Regions from separate parts of the Homo sapiens genome. Here regions 2 and 3 are each linked to region 1. Evidence: chromatin contacts called from ENCODE Hi-C or POLR2A ChIA-PET data. All regions are on one chromosome and are shown on one strand. Each heading gives the region's core, a stretch centred on a gene start or an enhancer-like site at or near the end of the contact. The rest is flanking DNA. Distances are from core to core; before and after follow the strand shown. Region 1 holds the start of ZNF677 (zinc finger protein 677). Region 2 holds the start of ZNF761 (zinc finger protein 761). Region 3 holds the start of ZNF765-ZNF761 (ZNF765-ZNF761 readthrough).

Region 1 (4,748 bases), core at 1,956-4,455:
GAGGTGGAGGAGTAGAGTCTTCTCTAAACTCCCCCAGGGAAAGGGAGACTCCCTTTCCCGGTCTGCTAAATAGCGGGTGTTTTTCCCTGACACTAACGCTACCGCTAGACCACGGTCCACTTGGCAACGGGCGTCTTCCCACACGCTGGCGTTACCCCTAGACCAAGGAGCCCTCTGGTGGCCCTGTCTGGGCGTAACAGAAGGCTCGCGCTCTTGTCTTCTGGTCACTTTTCACTATGTCTCCTCAGCTCCTATCTCTGTATGGCCTGGCTTTTCCTAGGTTATGATTATAGAGCGAGGATTATTATAATATTGGAATAAGAGTAATTGCTACCAACTAATGATTAATGATATTCATATATAATCATGTCTATGATCTAGATCTAATATAACTCTTGTTGTTTTATATATTTTATTATGCTGGAACAGCTCGTGCCCTCGGTCTCTTGCCTCGGCAGCTGGGTGGCTTGCTGCCCACAAATAGGAAGATCATTCCAATTTTCAGGTCCACAGAGGCCATTCTGTCATTTTCCAGCACTCAATATTGAGTAAGCAGAAGGTTCTGCATGGCAACACGAGTTGTGGGCCACATTTTCATGGAAAATAACCTTTCACTTATGACGATTTCTTCCCCCTGAATATTAAAAGTGAAATATATAGAGAGATATATTGTTAACAAATTTCCCATTTCGTGTATTTCTTTTTACAGCACCTACAATGTATGAGTGACTTTTATAAATGCTGTACCTATTCTGACATTTAATATTCACAACTCCATGAGGTAGGAATTCATATTATTCTCCTTTCACCAACTCTAAAAGAGTTTAAGCACAAGGAGATTAGGTGACTCATTTAAATACCAGAAGAGTGAAGATTTGAACGTGAGTAGCCTGGTTGCAGTAACATTGGTGTTCACTACTACGCTATAATAGTTGCCTAGTTGTGTCCTTTATATATCTATACACACATATATATACATATACACACACACATACATACACGCACACCTACATATGTATAAATATTTGTCATGTTCACTTTATAAATTTGGTTTGATAATTTCCTATTTTTGTCAAAGTATTTATTCTACATATCAATATAACTTATGAGTGAATATTCATAGGTCTTGATAAGTTATAATAGGCACTAAATAATTTCATATGACCCAATGTATTTAATGTGAGTAGATGTTAAGATACCAGCAGAAACACTCATTTCACTGTCTGCAAAGACTAAAAATACTACGGCACCCATCACGGAAATTAATGTACAACATTAGGTAGAGTGTGCACTAAAATATGAGACATGAAACATAAAAGGTGATAAAGCATTTTAGGCTAGAAAACGAATCATTTTAAAGATTATGTAACTATATATTTATTATTTTAAAACAACTAACTGAAACTTGAATTAATATTTGATTTGGGAAACCTATGAAAATATAATAATTCTGCAAAATGGAATTTGAAAGTATGGAATCTTGTGCATTTAATACATTGAAAAGAGAAAGAGGCTGGGCGCTGTGGCTCACACCTGTAATCCCAGCACTTTGGGAGGCCAAGATGGGTGGGTCACAAGGTCAAAAGATCGAGACATCGTAGCTAATACGGTGAAACCCCGTCTGTACGGGTGAGACTCCGTCTCAAAAAAAAAAAATTTAAATACATATATGTATTTTTATATGTAAAATAAATAGAATTTTTATATGTGTATGTTTATATGTAAATAACATATATGTATTTTTATGCTAAAATGCACTCTCATTTTTTTTTCACCCTTCACCTGTTATCAGATGTAATTCCCAGTTACGAAAACAGAGACCCAAAGAGACAGTGGATAGACCTTGGTTTACTCAGATACCCCCATATGGGCTCATCTTCTCTTGGGGAGCCTCCAGTCAATAAGTTTCCTCTCTGGGCCCAAGAGAAATCAATTCAGTTGGCCAGGAGAATTGCCAAGCACATATTATGTTAAAAATACTCTTCCAAATAACTGAGAATAAAGACTTTACAGACTAAAGGCCAGGAGCGGTGGCTCACGCCTATAACCCCAGCACTTCATGAGGCCCAGGTGGGCGGATCACATGAGCTCAGGGGTCCCAGACCAACCTGGCTAACGTGGTGAAACCCCGTCTCTACTAAAAATGCAAAAATTAGCCAGGCATGGTGGCACACGCCTGTAGTCCCAGGTACTCGGGAGGCTGAGGCAGGAAAATCGCTTGACCCAGGAGGCGTAGGTTGCCGTGAGCCGAGATCGCGCCATTACAATCCAGCCTGGGAAACAGAGACTCCATCTCAAAATAATAATAAAAATAATAATAACGATAGTATATTAGTAATTAATAACTTAGACAAAACACAACATACCAACTCCAATAAATCCAGCACTTGGATTTGTAATTTATCTCAAGAAATGTGCATTAGGATAATAAAGGAAAATAAATTTAGATCGATACAAGCAGAACTTTGCGTTCTTTTAAAGCCAAGCCTCAGCCTTCCACCCCCCACCGCCCAGGGTCTGACCCCATAAATTCTCTGGAACTCAGCCCATGGTGCATCTCTGCCTCCTGGGTGACTGGGGAGCGGAAATAAAAATTACGTTCCAGTGAAAGTCAATATAAAATTGTACACTCCGCACAGGCACAAAAATGCATCTCATTCCAGTTTCCATCACCTACGCAGACAACTCCAGCTTTCGCTTAATTAAATACAAATTTTAATCGTCCGGATTTCAGAAGTTCCTGGATCCAAGAGCTTCCTTATACCGTCGCCCTCTCCCATCCACCAGGTCCCAGCGCTCCTCCCGCCTCGTCGCAGGACGCGCCTCCATCGCTCGCAGAAACGTTTTCAAGCAAACCTTTCCCATCTTAAGCTCCGATTCCAATATAAGGGGCCCACAGGTCTCTAATTTTTTACTTAGCTAGGCTCCAAAGGACACCATAGAGATTCAAGGGAATCCAAAAGTGAAGAATCGAGTACTGCTGGGCGACAAACAGGCCTAAAAAAGTCGCTGGGACGCGCCGAGGAGAGGTCCGGCAGTCCGACCCCTAGGCCCCGCCCATCCCGCCATTGTCCCCGCCCATCCCGCCATTGTCCCCGCCCATCCCCGCCATTTGCCCGCCCATCCCCACAGTTGTCCGCGCCCTGCCCCTGCCCTTGCCCCTTGCGCCGCCCCAGTGCACTCGCGTACGCGCAGGTTCCTGCCGACCCGGAAGCGGATCTCGCGGGGCTACTGGCGCTCTCGGGTGAGTCTCCGTCTTTCGGGTTCAAGCCTGCGCCTCGCGGGCCACAGGTTCCCACGCTCCGCTGTCGGGTTTTGGGGTCGCCCTGTAGGTTAAAACCCCGAACCTGCTCATTCCTCTCGCGGCGTGGCCCTAAGACGTTCCCAGTCCCGTCGCTCCGAGAGGGTCTAGAGATCTGCGTCCATTTCGGATTAAAATCGTTCTGAAGTGGGTACTGGCCCCGACCTTTTTGCTTTAGGTCAGTGTGGACACCGACCGCCCACCGCGTCGTTTCTCTGCTTAAAACTCTTCTCTGACTCCCTCTTCCCTCCCCCTGGTAAAGCCCTCACTCGGGGTGGATACACACCCTTCGCCCTTCTCCAGGGAGAACAGAGGGGAAGCAGAAATGGAGGATAAAGAGGGAGAAATGCGCGAAATTAGAGAGCCATCAGAAACAATAGCAGGGACTGAAAAAAAGGATGCTACCAGGATGGGGCCAAACACTCTGTCAGAGAAGGAGAGGAAGGGAAGCCAAATGAGCAGAAAGGGACAGGAAAACGCCGAAATGGGAAAAAGAAAAGGAAAGAAACAGAAGGTGGAAGAGAAACATTTATAGAGAGGGGGAAAAAAATCACATAATGGTGGAGAAAGGGGGGGGCACCCAAATCCATGTGAGTGTGGATTGATTTAATATGGAACATTAAGTTGTGAAGTACTGATGTATGGCTCTATAATTAATTTAAAATTTGCTTCATTGTTTGTGCAGAAGAGCATGAAAATTGCAAAACTACGGTGTGAGGCTTCTGCGTTTTCTAATTATTACATCAGAAGCAACCCTTATTCAGCCAGAGGGTTAACTGACTTAGCTCAGTTAATTCCAGCTCACCCTCTTCCCTTTCTCTGATCTTGAGGAGAGTCAAGAAATGGGAAGAAACTGTGACACCGTATGCTGCTTTTGCAAACAGACATTAACAATATTATTCCCTCCTTTTTTGTGTGTGGCTTGTGTCATTTTCTAAATTTGACGTGTATTCAACTTGTCTTAAATGTAATTCCATAATTTATTGGATTTAAAAAAAATTTTCAAAGTATTTTCTCTTAAATGTATTGTTCAGCTTATGAGGTTTAAATGCTTTCTTTTGCTTTCTTTTATTTATTTATTTATTTTTTTGAGACGGAGTCTCACTCTGTCACCCAGGCTGGAGTGCAGTGGCTTGATCTCGGCTCACTGCAACCTCCGCCTCCAGGGTTCAAGCGATTCTCCTGCCTTAGCCTCCCGAGTGGCTGGGATTAAAGGCATGCGCCACCATGCCCGGTGAATTTGTATTTTTAGCAGAGACGGGATTTTCACCTTGTTAGCCAGGCTGGTCTCGAACTCCTGACCTCAGGTGATCTGTCTCCGCCTCTCAAAGCACTGGGATTACAGGCGTGAGCCACCGCGCCTGGCCTAAATGCTTTCTACTTTTTATCATATATTGGAACTATTCTTTTATGTCTGGTACTTGATTTCACAGTGTTTCACTCTAAG
Region 2 (4,748 bases), core at 1-2,500, 180 kb before region 1:
AAACCCCACTCCGTCTTTGTTGAAATGCTCAGCTTTTTAGATGTAAATCCACTGAGCCGGTGCGTATCTTAAATAAACATCCTTTTGTCTCCCCCATATCAGTCTGTCTAGTCCTCAGTTTCCCGCAACACCATCTCTGCGCCTCCTTTGCTCTCCCCGTTAAATTCTCTCTTCCCTGTTATACCCCCCTGTCCCCACTCTCTAGCACCCCAGATCCCCAGGTGTCCTCCCTGCTGTGCTTCTCCCTCTGTTCTCCTTGCCACCAGCACCACTCTGCTCTGTCTGCCCTGGCTCCAAATCCCTCCTCCTCTCCCTCACCCTGATGAGCCTCCCTCTTTGCTGTCCCTCTCCCTACCTTGCTGTCCTTCATCTCTCTGTACATCCAGCTTTTCTCTACATTTCTGCACTTGCTTTTCTCCTCCTGCTTTCTTATCGTTTTCTTTTCACTTTTGCTGTCTCTTGGCAAATCCCTCACCCATCCTCTACTTTGCCATCTGTTATAGGTCTTTCTCATTCTTCTTTTCTGTCTCAGGTTTTCCACTGCTCTCTGTCCGTCTCCTGATCCCTTTGGCCCACACAGTCACAGGAGGGTTTGGAGTAAGACGCCTGCATCCCGGGGGAGCGCATTTTCCAGGGGCTGGAGCTGGGCAGGCAGTAACACCCCGCGTCACAGGACAGGCCCCGGGCACCTCCCCAACGCGGGCTCAGGGGAAGCGGTGATTGTGGAGGCGAAACCCGTGGAGCAGCAGGGCCCGGCACAAGGAGGGAGGTGAAGGGGCGACAGCACCTTAAGGCAAGGGTGGGGTCTGCAGGATCCTAGGACCAGGCAGAGGACGCGGCCTTTCCGGGACTGGGGCAGCGGCGCTGGGCTCCAGGGGCCGACAAAGGCGAGAATCCACCTCTCAGGTGAGGACTTTAAAAAGCGCGGGGCGGGAGGAGTCAGAAAAAGGTTTACAGCAGGAAAACTACAGGTTAGAAAGTGTATACATTGCCCTGTAGCAGAAACACCCGGGACGGGACCAGCCTCAGGGGGACCTTAAACCCAAAAGGAACCGACCCACGGCCTCTCACGAGGTCGTCTCAATTTGCTCTGAGTGAAGGAAGACGGCTGAGAATTTCCAGGTTTGTGGGGATCCCAAGTCCCAGGTACAGAAGCGCCAGGAACCTGGAAGAGCAGACTTAATACAAGACAGGGCGAAACTCACGCGCCGCGGTGGCACCGTCACTCCACGCTATCCGCTTCCTGGTCTGCACGAATCTGCGCGCGCAGAGCAGAAGCCAGGCCTGGGCGGGACCCGCAAGGAGGTGGGCGGGGCCTGGACGAGGCAGGGGCGGGGCGCGAGGCGGAGAGACCTTGCGCTTTAGAGCCGGCAGAGGGCGGGGCCGGGGCGTGACCGGTGCTCCTCTCAGCTTCTCTCCTAGCACCTGTTTTCGGGTGGTGAAGGTGAGACCGCCCAGGAAGGCTGACGCATGGACTCAAAAGCCCTGGAATTGTCTGGAACGGGATACAAACTAGAATGTAAAATGCAAGGCCCTGCCTGGGCGGAACGTACGATTTCATGCTGACGGCCCACAGAACAGAACAGAAATCCTCTCCCTTTCTATTCTCCACTCACTCAGGAGGGAGAGTCCACCCCGTGCTCAGCTGCAGAGACTTCCCTAGGGCCTCCCCCTGGGATGCGGGACGGAATGCTCAGGCCAGCCAGGGGCGACCTGCTGGATAAACACAGCAAGGATTCAGGCGCGGGGGCGGGAGCCTGAGTTCCCAGCTACTCAGGAAGCAGCGGCGAGAGGATCGCTGAGCCTGGGGGTCCAGGCCAGCCTGGGCGACAAAGTAACACCCCTCCCTCAGGACTCCCTCCCTCGTCTCTCTCTCTTTTTTTCTCCATTTTTTAACGTTAAAATAAAATTTTGATTGTGTGAGATAGGGATACATTATTCTTTTCCATGTGGATATCCAGTTAGTTGTCCCAGCACATTTGTAGAAGAGATCTATTACTTTCTTTTATTTATTTACTTATTTCTTTTCTTTTATTTTGAGACAGAGCATTTCTCTGTCGCCCAGGCTGGAGTGCAGTGGCAGGAACTGGGCTCACTGCAGCCTCTGCCTCCTGGGTTCAAGCGATTCCCCTGCCTCAGCCTCCGGAGTACCTGCCATTACAGGCGCGTGCCACCATGCCCGGCTAATTTTTGTATTTTTGTAGGTGGGTTCCCCATGTTGGCCAGCTGGTCTCAACCTCCTGACTTCAAGTGATCCACCTGCCTCGGCCTCCCAAAGTACTGGGATTACAGGCGTGAGCCACTGTGCCTGGCCCCCCCAAAATACTTTTTACTTCACTGTCTAATTGTTGAGAAAATATAATTGAAAACAAACAAAAAGTCTTTCTCCAAATGAGAAATCATCTCCACGATGATCATAGAGAAAGAAATTAAAACCATTTCATTAATAAATAAGCCTTAGACCAGATTGTGATGCGAAATACAGGCAAACAGCTAAGAGGTTGAAAAAAGAGAAAGAAACTTTACTGTTCTATACAACCCATTAAGGACATGTTTTCAAGATAAACGCTAATCAGTCCTCAGGGAAGAGGACTTGACAACACTCTTGGTCACACATAGTTCATCCTGACTCTACTTGGTAATGGAGGTGACCATCTGTGTCAGCTAATTAGCTTCATTCTGAGGGACGGGGAGTAACACTAACCCATGTCTTTCTGACAAGTGTGAGTTTTACAACATAGCGACAGGTGCCCTCTCTGGTGAGGCTCCTACAGTCTGACAGAAACTGATATCAGCAGTAAATAATAAAATTTAGAATATATGATTAAGCACAGAGTTTATTTGAACACAAAGCATGAGGATAGCCACCTGGAAACATCAACTCCAAATGAATGGGATCAGCGTTCCCTTAGGTTTCACACACACGGAAAGACAGAGAAGCTTTAGAAGAATCACCACATTTTCCATTCAAGACCAGTACATAGGGTGCAGCAAGGTGATTGGTTATGGATTGATATACTTCAAGGAAGGTTACTTTATCACTCAATATAAAGGGACAATGATCCCAGGAGGTCTTATCTCTGGGGCTGCTTAGTCTTTTTAATTATTTACAGGAAAATTCTCTCTCTCTTTTTTTTTTTTTTTGGACGTAGTCTTGCTCTCTCACCCAGGCTGGAGTGCAGAGGCATGATGTCAGCTCACTGCAACCTACACCTCTCAGATTCAAGCAGTTCTCCTGCCTCAGCCTCCCAAGTAGCTGGGATTACAGGCATCCACCACCACATCTGGCTAATGTTTGCATTTTTAGTTGAGACAGGGTTTCACCATGTTAGCCAGGCTGGTCTTGAACTCTTGACCTCCGGTGATCTGCTCACCTCAGCCTCCGAAAATGCTGGAATTACAGGCGTGAGCCACCGTGCCCAGCCTATAAGTGGCTTTTTTACAGCGAATGCTATGCAAAACTTCTCATCAGTCATCATCATATTCAATAGCATTGCTTTTATCATATCACGGAAACCATTATTCTCATTTGGAACAGTCTGCCATCAACCTTCACAAATGCATATGGAAGCCCTCATGCTGGACTTCTCCTCACCCTAGAATCACCTGGGGGCAGGGTAGTTAATTGAAACAGCATGGATGTTTCCCCCGACACCAATAGACAGACGCTATGGGGAGGGCACAGGTGATGGTAGTAACTGAATATGACCATTTGATCCAACTGGAAGCCTGGGCTGAGAGCCTCTTAGCTAAGCACTGACTCTCAAGCTTTAAGGTGAATATAAGTCATCTGGCACTCCACAACCCACTGTAATAATGTTTGATTCTGCAGGTTTGAGGTAGCATTTATAAATTGGCATCTTTAACAAGTTCCCTGTTAATGCCAATGTTTCTCCCCTCGGACCCATTGTCAGAAGCACTGAGCTACAGAAGGCATGCCCTGCACACCAGAGCCCCTTCCACCCAAATATCTGCTCTCAGCACAGATACTGTTGGTTCCCAGGGGAGACCATAAATCACAGTCTTGAAAAGTCACTTTCTCTTTTTTTTTTCTTTCTTTTTTTCAGATGGAGTCTCGCTCTGTCGTCCAAAGTGCTGGGATTACAGGCTTGAGCCACCGCGACTGGCCTGATAGGAGGTGTTTAAAAGGAGCTTCAAAAGAGGTCAGTGCTCTACACTGAACGAAGGATGGAGGGTAATGGTAATGCCTCCACATTAAAATGACACAAATGCTGCTGTCTTACTGAAGTTTGGTACTTTCTGTGGGATAGATACTTTTCACTTTGTTCTGTGGCTTTGGTAAATTTCAGAAGTCTGAAATGATTGATTTTAGTGACTTTGCGAGTGTTTTCATCATTTTGCAGAGGAGACTTGGTTTCTTGTGGTTTGCATTCATCAGTGTCAGAAGCTGATCTCTCTATTCAATCTTGCAGTTTTAAGTAATGCATTGAACAGTCACATAACAGAACGCTGAGCAGGAGAACTAAATTTCTAGTGTAATCAGAATGGCAGGCACTAAATGAATTATTTTACAATAAGCCTGTGTCCTTTTTATTAACTGTTCAGTGGAGAAGTTTGGAGTCTATAAACTTGTAATAAATGTGGCCTGTAAGAACTACAAATACTGGAAAGCTCTGAGGATGTAATTTCTAATTTGATGAAGAAAACATTCTCTTTAATTAACTTGGCAAGGAGAAGGCTTCAATAAAAAGAAAGGCAACTATGCCTGGGGCGGAGCTGGAGTGGAA
Region 3 (4,748 bases), core at 1,625-4,124, 140 kb before region 1:
GAGCCATCCCTGACTCCTTTGCTTTCCTCTTCCTCTTCCAGGTTTCTTCCTCACATACCAAGAGTCTTTAGAAGTCAATCCTGAATGTTAGAAATATGTTGTTTATTGCTCAGAATCAACATATCCCCTCCCTGTAACACAACAACACATACAAAGGAGACCTCATCCTGAGGACATACGGTCCCCTATGCTGCCGACCACACCAGGGACAATAAACTCCTACAGGAAAACTCCCACTCCCCTCCCGGAGAAGCCCACACACACGCTGCAGCAGTGGGGAGCTGGGGTGGGATGAGCTCCCCTTTAGGGCACAGACCCAGGCCTGACCAAACCTCATGCAAAGGCTGGGTGCGGTGGCTCATGCCTGTCATCCCAGCACTCTGGGAGGCCGAGGTGCGTAGATCTCTTGAGCTCAGGTTTGAGACCAGCCTGGGCAACGTGGTGAAACCCCATCTCTACCAAAAGTACAAAAACTTAGCCAGGCATGGTTGTGCACGTCTGTGTGTCTGTGGTCCCAGTTACTTAGGAGGCTGAGGTGTGAGGATCGCTTGAGCTCAGGAGTTCGAGACCAGCCTGGCCAACATGGTGAAACCCTGTCTCTACTAAAAATTCAAAAATTGAGCCGGGCACACTTAAGTTTACACGCTTAACCGCATCATAAAGTTGCAAGCAGTACTTGGAATCATCACTAATGAAACAGCAAATGCATTAGACTTACTGGCCCAGCAAGCCACAAAAATGAGAAATGCCATCTACCAAAATAGATTAGCTTTCGACTACCTCCTAGCCTAGGAAGGAGGAGTATGTAGAAAGTTTAATCTAACTAATTGCTGCCTAGAAATCAATGACAATAGGAAGGCTGTTATAGAAGTAACTGCAAGAATAAAAAAATTATCCCATGTTCCAGTCCAGACTTAGACAAAGTAGACTCCCGAGTCCCTCTTTAGAGGCTGGTTTTCCTCCTTCAGTCGATTCAAAACCTTAACAGGAGTGGTTCTAGAAATACTAAGAATTGGTTTAATACTCCCTTACCTCACCTCTCCTTGTTAAGAACGTTCAATCAACTATAGAAGCAATTGTGACTAGGCAGACTACCACTCAGCTAATAGCTCCATATAAATATCAGCCTGTGCCTAAAGAAGAAAACCTGCTCTTTCATGAAGAATCCAGTAATAGTGGTGCTTTCTATTAAAACCTTATTTATAAAAAGCAGCAAAGGGAGAAAACTGAGGCAGAAATTTAAAAAATCAATATGCATTCATTCACTCCAAAAAACTAACAGGCAAGGCAAGGGTTAAAAAGAAAAGAAGAACAAGTTTTCCTCTGCCTAGCAAGCTCACTTCAAGGACAGTTATAAGATAACGCTTTTTGTGCAGCTGAAGCCAAAGGAATGAGCTCCAGAAAACCCCACTTTAGAACAAGAGTGAAGAAAAAAAAAGTCTGTATTTAGCTGTTCTTGTTTTTCTTTCAATGCAGCTACAAGACCACCAGCTATGCAAGGCCACAAGTTATGCTATGCTATAGATTATGTGACCAATCATTACATGATTAACTGCTTTTATTTTGCTTCTGTAAGCCTGCTTATAAAAACCCCACTCTGTCTTTGTTGAAATGCTCAGCTTTTTAGATGTAAATCCACTGAGCCGGTGCGTACCTTAAATAAACATCGTTCTGTCTCCCGCATACCGGTCTCTCTAGTACTTAGTTTCCCGCAACACCATCTCTGCGCCTCCTCTGCTCTCCCTGTTACATTCTCTCTTCCCTGTTATACCCTCATCCCCACTCTCTAGCACCCCAGATCCCCAGGTGTCCTCCCTGCTGTGCTTCTCCCTCTGTTCTCCTTGCCACCAGCACCACTCTGCTCTGTCTGCCCTGGCTCCAAATCCCTCCTCCTCTCCCTCACTCTGATGAGCCTCCCTCTTTGCTGTCCCTCTCCCTACCTTGCTCTCTGTCCTTCATCTCTCTGTACATCTACCTTTTCTCTACATTTCTCCAGTTGCTTTTCTCCTCCTTTTTTTTTTTTTCCCCCACATTTGCTGTGTCTGGCAAATCCCTCACCCATCCTCTACTTTGCCATCTGTTATGAGTCTTTTTTATTCTTCTTTTCTGTCTCAGGTTTTCTACTGCTCTACGTCTGTCTCCTGATCCCTTTAGCCTACACAAGCACCGGAGGCTTTGGATAAGACACAGGAGGGTTTGGAGCAAAACGCCTGCATCCCGGGGGAGCGCATTTTCCAGGGGCTGGAGCTGGGCAGGCAAGAACACCCCGTGTCACAGGACAGGCCCCGGGCACCTCCCTAACTCGGGCTCAGGGAAAGCAGTGACTGTGGAGGCGAACCTGGGGAGCAGTAGGGCCCGCAAAAGGAGGGAGGCGGCGGCGCCACGGCGCCTTAAGACAAGGGTGGGGTCTGCAGGATCCCAGGACCAGACAGAGGACGCGGCCTCCTTGGGGCTGGGGCCGCCGCGCTGCGTCCAGCTGCCAACGAGGGCGAGACTGGGAGGCGCTCAGGGAGGGAATTCACCTCTCGGGTGAGGACTTTAAAAAGCGCGGGACGGGAGGAGTCAGAAAAAGTTTCAGAGCAGGAAAACTACGTGATAGAAAGTGTATACATTGCCCTATAGCAGAAACACCCGGGACGGGACCAGCCTCAGGGGGACCTTAAACCCAAAAGGAAGCGACCCCCGGACTCTCACGGGGTCGTCTCAACTTGCTCTGGGTGAAGGAAGACGGCTGAGAATTTCCAGGTTAGTGGAGACCCCACGCCCCAGGTACAGAAGCGCCAGGGACCTGGGAAGCACAGACTTAATACAAAACAGAGCGAAACTCACCCGCGGCGGTGGGATAGTCACTCCACGCCGTCCGCTTCCGGGTCTGCGCGAAGCTGCGCGCGCAGGAAAGAAGCCAGGCCTGGGCGGGACCCGCGAGGAGGTGGGCGGGCTTGGGCGAGGTAGGGGCGGGGCAGAGAGACTTTACCCTTTAGAACCGACAGAGGGCGGGGCTGTGGCGGGACCTGTGAGTCTCTCAGCCTGGCTCCCAGGGCCTCAGTTTTCGGGTTTTGGAGGCGAGACCGGCCAGGAAGGCTGAGGCATGATTCAAAAGCCCTGGAATTGTCTGGAACGGGGATGCAAACTGGAATGTAAAATGCAAAGCCCTGCCTGGATGGAACGTACGATTTCATGCTGACAGCCCACAAAACAGAATAGAAATCCTCTCCCTTTCCAGTCTCCATTCACTTGGGAGGGAGAGTCCACCCTGTGCTCAGCTGCAGAGACTTCCCTAGGGCCACCGCCTGGGATGTGGGACGGAATGCTCAGGCCAGCGAGGAGTGAGGTCACCACCTTCTGGATAAACACAGCAGGGATGTGGGCGCGGGCGCGGGAGACTGAGGTCCCAGCTACTCAGGAAGCAGCGGCGGGAGGATTGCTGAGCCTGGGGGTCCAGGCCAGCCTGGGCGACAATGTAACACCCCCTCCCGCAGGGCTCCCTTCCTCGTCACTCTCTCTTTTTTTTCCTTTTTTTTTAAACGTTTTAAAATAAGAGTTTGATTGTGTGAGATAGGGATCTAACAGTATTCTTTTCCATGTGGATATCCAGTTAGTTGCCTCAGCACATTTTTGGAAGAGATTTATTCCTTTATTTATTTACTTATTTCTTTTGTTTTGAGACAGAGTATTTCTCTGTCGCCCAGGCTAGAGTGCCGTGATGGGATCTCGGCTCACTGCAGCCTCTGCCTCCTGGGTTTCAGCGATTCCCCTGCCTCAGCCTCCAGAGTATCTGCAATTACAGGCGCGTGCCACCATGCCCGGCTAATTTTTGTATTTTTGTAGACGAGTTTCACCATGTTGGCCAGTGTGGTCTCAAACTCTTGACTTTAAGGGATCCACCTGCCTGGGCCTCCTCAAAGTGCTGGGATCACAGGCGGGAGCCACCGCGCCTGGCCAAATACTTTTTACTTCACTTTCTAATTGTTAAGAAAATACAATTGAAAACGAAACAAAAAAATCTTCCCCCAAATGACAAAACATCTCCATGACGATAATAGAGAAAGAAATAAACACCATTTTATTAATAAGTAAGCCTTAGACCAGAATGTGATGGGAAATAGAGGCAAAGAGCTAAGAGGTTGAAAAAAGAGAAAGACACTTCACAGTTCTATACAACCCATTAAGTACATGTTTTCAAGATAAACACTAATCAGTCCTCAGGGAAAAGGACTTGACAACACCCTTGGTCACACATAGTTCATCCTGGCTCTAGTTGGTAATGGAGGTGACCATCTGTGTCAGCTAATTAGCTTCATGCAGAGGGAGGGGGAGAAACACTAACCCATGTCTTTTTGACAAGTGTGAGTTTTACAACATGGCTACAGGTGCCCTCTCTGGTGAGGCTCCTACAATGTGACAGAAACTGATGTCAGCAGTAAATAATAACATTTAGAATTTATGATTAAGTATAGAGTTTATCTGAACACAAAGCATGAGGATAGCCACCGGCAAACATCAACTCCTAATGAATGGGATCAACGTTCCCAAGTAGAGACGTTAAGGTTTCACACACAGGGAAAGACAGAGAAGTTTTAGGAGAATCAACACATTTTCCATTCAAGACCAGTGCATAGGTTGCAGCAAGTTGATTGGTGACGGAGTCATACACTTCAAGGAAGGTTATGTTATCACTCCATAAAAAGGGACAATGATCCCAGGAGGCCTTATCTCTGGGGCTGCTTAGTCTTCCTAGTTATTTACAG

The links. Hi-C counts contacts between places; a loop is a spot of excess contacts on that map. ChIA-PET counts read pairs that join two places held with the same protein, here RNA polymerase II (POLR2A). Pooled maps may share reads with other maps.
Region 2: a loop to region 1 is called in a map of CD8-positive, alpha-beta T cell, with 14 times the contacts of the local background. The contact joins the promoter of ZNF761 here to the promoter of ZNF677 in region 1. A Hi-C loop is called at or near these places in 1 of 168 maps with a recorded cell type or tissue (CD8-positive, alpha-beta T cell) and 7 of 50 pooled maps. POLR2A ChIA-PET finds 5 or more read pairs at or near these places in 1 of 52 experiments (Caco-2).
Region 3: a map of prostate gland shows a loop between it and region 1 (2.5-fold over the local background). The contact joins the promoter of ZNF765-ZNF761 here to the promoter of ZNF677 in region 1. A Hi-C loop is called at or near these places in 2 of 168 maps with a recorded cell type or tissue (naive thymus-derived CD4-positive, alpha-beta T cell and prostate gland), 1 of 37 single-sample maps with no recorded cell type and 15 of 50 pooled maps. POLR2A ChIA-PET finds 5 or more read pairs at or near these places in 2 of 52 experiments (H1 and WTC11).

The regions. Positions count from the first base shown.
Region 1 is chr19:53,253,330-53,258,077 of GRCh38, reverse strand. ZNF677 (zinc finger protein 677) reads left to right here and starts at 3,205. Exons shown (of 5, transcript NM_182609.4): 1 at 3,205-3,244.
Region 2 is chr19:53,428,486-53,433,233 of GRCh38, reverse strand. It overlaps ZNF761 (zinc finger protein 761), which reads right to left and starts at 1,250. Exons shown (of 5, transcript NM_001289951.2): 1 at 1,206-1,250. The region is part of intron 9 of ZNF765-ZNF761 (ZNF765-ZNF761 readthrough); the gene reads right to left. It also overlaps the pseudogene TPM3P9. RefSeq lists a silencer at 1,294-1,373.
Region 3 is chr19:53,393,275-53,398,022 of GRCh38, reverse strand. ZNF765-ZNF761 (ZNF765-ZNF761 readthrough) reads right to left here and starts at 2,874. Exons shown (of 13, transcript NM_001350496.2): 1 at 2,830-2,874; 2 at 1-80. ZNF765 (zinc finger protein 765) reads right to left here and starts at 2,874. Exons shown (of 4, transcript NM_001040185.3): 1 at 2,830-2,874; 2 at 1-80. The coding sequence starts at 7. RefSeq lists a silencer at 2,805-3,004.